Regions from separate parts of the Homo sapiens genome. Here region 1 is linked to region 2. Evidence: read pairs that join two places in POLR2A ChIA-PET (ENCODE). Cell type or tissue: Panc1. All regions are shown on one strand. Each heading gives the region's core, and the rest is flanking DNA. Links, peaks and the distances in the headings are about the cores only. Region 1 overlaps ARHGEF12 (Rho guanine nucleotide exchange factor 12). Region 2 overlaps ARHGEF12 (Rho guanine nucleotide exchange factor 12).

The links. ChIA-PET counts read pairs that join two places held together with the same protein. Peaks named below come from ENCODE experiments on the same cell type or tissue, not always from the same donor. Only the 100,000 strongest peaks of a DNase experiment are listed, where the experiment ranks them.
Region 1: POLR2A ChIA-PET joins it to region 2 with 11 read pairs; 4 of 35 experiments call an interaction of 5 or more read pairs at or near these places.

The regions. Positions count from the first base shown.
Region 1 is chr11:120,459,581-120,462,510 of GRCh38, reverse strand. ARHGEF12 (Rho guanine nucleotide exchange factor 12) reads right to left here. Exons shown (of 41, transcript NM_015313.3): 27 at 1,754-1,839. Among named protein-coding and RNA genes, the nearest start is that of GRIK4, 51 kb to the left of the region's middle. In Panc1, for the core only: no CTCF peak of the experiment used is centred there; no DNase peak of the experiment used is centred there.
Region 2 is chr11:120,403,372-120,406,301 of GRCh38, reverse strand. ARHGEF12 (Rho guanine nucleotide exchange factor 12) reads right to left here. Exons shown (of 41, transcript NM_015313.3): 2 at 161-184. Among named protein-coding and RNA genes, the nearest start is that of ARHGEF12, 68 kb to the right of the region's middle. In Panc1, for the core only: no CTCF peak of the experiment used is centred there; no DNase peak of the experiment used is centred there; H3K27ac peaks cover 2,500 bases.

The DNA of each region.
Region 1 (2,930 bases), core at 336-2,835, 56 kb before region 2:
GTGCCGTTTTTCCAAAACCATGTGCTCATGTCATGTCTCTGTGCCACATTTTGGTAGTTCTCATAATAGTTTAAGCTGTTTCATTTTACTCTGTTACGGTGATCTGTCATCAGTGATCTTTGATGTTACTATTTATTGCTTTGGGGCACCATGAACTGCACCCACATATGGTGGCAAACCTAATGGAAAAATGTTGTGTGTGTTCTGACCGCCCCACCAACTGACCATTCCCCCAACTCTCTTCCCTTTCCTTGGGCCTCCTTATTCTGAGACACAACAATATTGAATTTGGGCCAATTAACAATGCTGCAATGGTCTTTAGGGGTTCAAGTGAGGAGTCACATATCTCTCACTTGAAATTAAAAGCTAGAAATGATTAAGTTTAGTAAGGAAGGCATGTCAAAAGCTGAGATTTGGCTCTTACGCCAAATGGCCAACTTGTGAACACAAAGAAAAAATTCTTGAAGGAAATAAAAGTGCTACTCCAATGAACAAATGAACAAGAGGAAAGTGAAACAGCCTATTAGTCTGTATAAAGAAGATGAAATCAGCCACAATATTCCCTTAAGCCAAAGCCTAATACAAAGCAAGCCCCTAATTCTCTTCAATTCTATGAAGGCTGAGAGGTAAGGAAGCTGCAGACGAAGAGTTTGAAGGTAGCAGGGGTAAACTGATGAGATTTAAGAAAAGAAGTCATCTCCATAAAAATAAAAGTACAAAGTGATGCAGCAAGTGCTGATATAGCAGTAGAAGCTATAGTAAGTTATCCAGAAGACGTACCTGAGATAATTGATTACAGTGGCTACACTGAACAACAGATATTCAATGTAGATGAAATAGCCTTCTATTGGAAGAAGATGCCATCTAGAACTTTCATAGCTAGAGAGGAGAAATCAATGTCTGACTTCAGCATGTCAAAAGAAAGGCCAGCTCTCTTGTTAGGGGCCAATGACTTTAAGTTGAAGCCAATGATTGTTTACCATTCTGAAATTCCTGGGACCCTTAAGAATAATGCTAAATCTACTCTGTCTGTGCTCTATAAATGAAACAACAAAGCCTAGATGACAGCATGTCTGTTAAGACCTACTGCTCAGAAAAAAAAAAAGTTACTTTTAAAATATTACTGCCCATTGACAATGCACATGGTCACTTAAAGACTTCTGATGGAGATGTACAAGGAGATCAATGTTGTTTGCAGGCCTGCTAACACAATATCCATTCTGCAGCTCATGGACCAAGGAGTAATTTTCACTTTCAAGTCTTATTATTTAAGAAATATATTTCATAAGGTGATTCCTCTGATTGGTCTGGGCAAAGCAAACTGAATACCTTCTGAAAAGGATTCATTATTCTAGATGCCATTAAGAACATTCATAATTCACAGGAGGAGGTCAAAATATCAATATTAACAGGAGTTTGGAAGTTGATTCCAACCCTCATAGGTGACTTCGAGGGGTTCAAGACTTCAGTGGAAGAGGTAACTGCAAAAAAACTAGGATTACAGTGGAGCCTGAAGGTGTGACTGAATCACTGCAATCTCATGGTATGACTTTTAATGGATAAGGGTCTGCTTCTTACAGATGAGCAAAACAGGTGGTTTCTTGAAATGGAATCTACTGCTTGACCTTTCTCAGCTTTGCATTAACTTTGCAACATGGATGAGTTTGCATATTTGGAAAGGTTAGTTACTCAACTTGAATCTAACCATCAAGTGTCCATAAAAATATTAAAAAGAAACAGAAAATTTCCTTACCCATGTCAGCAAATCTTCCCCAATCTGATCGATAACAGAGGTCTCATTTCTCTTTCGAACAGCCTTCATTTGTTCATTCAATCCAACTAAAGATAAAAAGATAGAAAAACGTTAGTAACACATTCAGTGTAGACAGAATTACTGGTAGTACAGAGTAGCTAATTTTTTTTTTTTATAAAGACGATTTTCACAGTAGTACAGCTGCTTCTTATCTCCTTAAATATAAATCTGGACATAGTGCTTACACATCTGGATATTATAAGCTCTATCTGAAAAACAGGTGCTAAACAAAAAACATTTTTGGAAACTAGCACATTACATACACGGTGGTTGCATCAAATATTCATTGAACCTCAAGACTCCATCTATAATCATGCTCAAAAAGAACTTGAATTTAAACAGTACAAGTAATTCTGTTCACTGATCCTCTCAAAATGTGTTAAGTGTGCAGGCAATGGATGTAATCAAGCCTGAACTTGTCAATGCATGCCTGTGAAACCCAAGATTATCCACAAAGGAATAAAAGGCATCAATTTAGTTAGCAGATGTTGATAGTTAGTGATGACATGAAAAAGAAAGATAAAAAAATTAAGGGTCATAGAGAAATAGTGACCTATAAATGAGAGGAACATCATATTACTGTCCACAAAAGTCCAAGATGACTTCAACCAATAAAATGTCAACAAGGTAGAATTTTTATATACTTATTCAAGTGTTCCAAGCAACAAAACAATAAAATAATTCCTGAGGCCGGGGCAGTGGCTCATGCCTATAATCCCAGCACTTTGGAGGCCAAGGCAGGCGGGTGGATCACTTGAGGTCAGGAATTTGAGACCAGCCTGGCCAACATGGTGAAACCCATCTCTACGAAAAATACAAAAATTAGCTGGGTGTGGTGGCGCACGCCTGTAATCCCAGTTACTCAGGTGGCTGAGGTGGGAGGATCCCTTGAACCCAGGGGGCAGAGGTTGCAGTGAGCCAAGACTGCACCACTGCACTCCAGCTTGGGCAACAGAGCGAGACTCCATCTCAAAAAAATAAAAACAATTCCTAAAAATTACCGAACCATGTGATTATATACCATACACTACTATTTACAAAACACATTTATACGTATATTATTATATTGGATATATATATTTAAAGAGATATATATACTATAATTGATAGAAAATTT
Region 2 (2,930 bases), core at 337-2,836:
TAACATCTTTTACATTTTAAATTTGTAAAACATTTTGAAATTTTGAATTACTTGAATACACATTCTCAAAAACCACAAAAATCCACCATAATTTCAAAGGGATGCTTATAATTAAAATATAACCTAAACTTGAGTATGAAGTGTAATTGAGCAAACTTACCTTATAGGTTTTTTGAGGGGAAACCTGAAACAAAGAAAAAATAAGGATAGATGTAGTTACTTTACTTGTAAGATTTTGTTACTAAATTTATTCATCCTACTGAACCAGAATAAGAGATTTAAATCTTATGGTAACTTTCCAATAGCAAGAATCAATAAGCTGGAGGAATAAGAAGTTGAACACCATGTTTAAGTATCTTAACTACTTTGTTAAATCTTAAACTGCCAGTGCATTTACCATCAGCTGTCCTAGAATATAGCTTTTCTTTTTAAAAATCCCAATAATAAGAGCAATTGCTAAATTTATAAAGGGCTTACCAAATGCTATGCATTATTTCCACATGTATTATCTCGTTTAATCTTGAAAAAAAGAAATCTCTATGAAGAGATATACTTTCCATTTTATAGATTTTTAAAAATCAAGACAAAAAGAAATATTTTGCCATTAAAATATTATTCTCACTGTTTTCCTAGAAGGGAAAGTTCCTTCCTTCCCATCACTTCACACTACTTCCCAAAATATCTGGGTGTTGATTACTGCACTATTGATCTATGTCATCGTGATCCTCAATTATTAGGTTTAGATTTAATAACAGATTATCTAGAAAAAAATTAACATTAAAGTAATTATCGGTTACAAAAAATACCTTCCAAAAGTAGAAAACAAAGGGCACTTTCCTGTTTTGTTTTTCTGGGGGGGTCCTATAAGCTGAAAGAACTACAGCATTTCCTCCTGGTTCTCTCTCTTTTAAATGAATACTGCCGGAAGCTTCTTGATAAGCGTTTGATGCTATATATAAATGCTAATCTAAGTCTTCTCAAATATCATCCTACATTTTGATTTCTGTCTTTTAAATTATTTCAACCTATGGCATTTTATGTAAAGATTATTTAGTAATAGGAACCGTACTTTATTAAGAACATCAGTAAAACTAGGGTTTTAAAAAAGCCTATTAGTAAAGACAGAAATAAACATAATACAATGATACTTCAATGACTACATTTCATTTGGCATGGAGGTAGAAACAAAACCTCCAAAATACAAGCTGACTTACAATTCCCTTCGACACCTATTTAAACCAAAATTGATCCATAGAAAAAGACTAAGAATCTAAAACCTTTCCTAATCAGTGATAGCATGTTAACTTACAAAGAAGTAGTGGTAGTAAGTAAAGGGGGTTCTGGGACAAGATGACACTGCTCTAGAGAACAAACTGACTTTACAAAAGACCACGAAATCTTCAGAAATAGGAGTTCCTAAGCAGTCTGTCCATAACTGTTGAGGTAGGAGAGGGAGGGAATGGGAACATGTTTCTTAATTTACAGATGAACATACAAGTTGACAGAAAGGATTCCAACTGAGTTTCTGCAAAGGATAACAACTGCCATTTATCAACCTTAGGCACTCGACCTCACAGCCATTATAAAAACTCCTACCCTAAAACAATGCTGCTTGCGTCAGGGACTGCAACATCCAGGGGGATGCTGGTAAAGAATCCCGGAAGTTCCCAGACTACTGATTGTAAACCCGTTTCCTGAGCTATTTTCTCTTACAAGGTAATGAAAAAGGAGAGGAAAAATGGGGACAAAAACGGAATGAGAAAATGAACAAGGACCACGCCCACAGTCCAACTTGCTTATCATAATCTACTTACTACTTCAAGTATAGATTAAGAACGTCTCAAATAATATTAAAATCATAATTTTTTCTCTAATCATTGAATTCTACTTTAAAGTATCTGCTAAAGCAAATAAATATATGTGTACATATGTGTGTATATATATGCTTATATGCATAAGTAACAATGTCAAGAACCTTCTTGGCTATTTCATTAGTTCTCTCTGCTTCAGCTAGGAAAGTCACCAAGATAATCCCATAGTTTTGCAAAATCCCTACCACATGCTGAATATTGAGACAGATGTAATCAGAGAGCTGGAAATAGAAAGCTAGAACCTCAAAGAAAGCCTGGGGCTAAAGTTGCAGATTTGAGTTATCAACCTACTGATGGTCACTGAAATGTAAAACACCAAGGAAACTTGAAAAAATGCTCAGGCTCAAATATGGGGGAGAAACTAGCATCTGCATGATTGAGAATGGAGGTAGGAGATTAAGAAAATGAATTAGAAAAGAGAAAAGCCTGTCCCAGAAGGGAAGGAAGATCAGATAATCCATACTATCAACTGCTACAGAAAGGCAGGTCTGAAAGCTACAAAGTGGCCAGGTCATAAGCAACAAATCAGTTCAACCATTAGTCTGATGAAATACATTCTGGTGAACAAAACTCCTATATTTTTAAGTCCCTGTCCACTGTGTAGTCTAATCATGAAATCATGACAATATCTTTTGGATCGATATTATGTAGAACAGCTGTATGTGACTATGACATAATGTTACAGGTGCCTAATGAAACTGTGCCTGGTTTTTGAAAATATCATATTGATAACTTGGACACTTGGTCAACAATGAATATACTGTGTTTACTTATATGTGTGTGTGTGTATTTTTCTATTAACAGATAGCAAAAAAGTCAAATTCCAAAATGAAGAACGATGATTAATAAAGCAAAGAATTATCAGGAATTTGAATCACTGGGATATGGTGGCTAGATGCCTTTTTTTTTTTTCCTTTTCTTTTTTCGATTAAGTCTCGCTTTGTCACCCAGGCTGGAGTGCAGTGGTGAAATCTCAGCTCACTGTAACCTCCACCTCCCGGGTTCAAACACTTCTCCTGCCTCAGCCTCCCGAGTAGCTGGGGTTACAGCTGCGTGCCA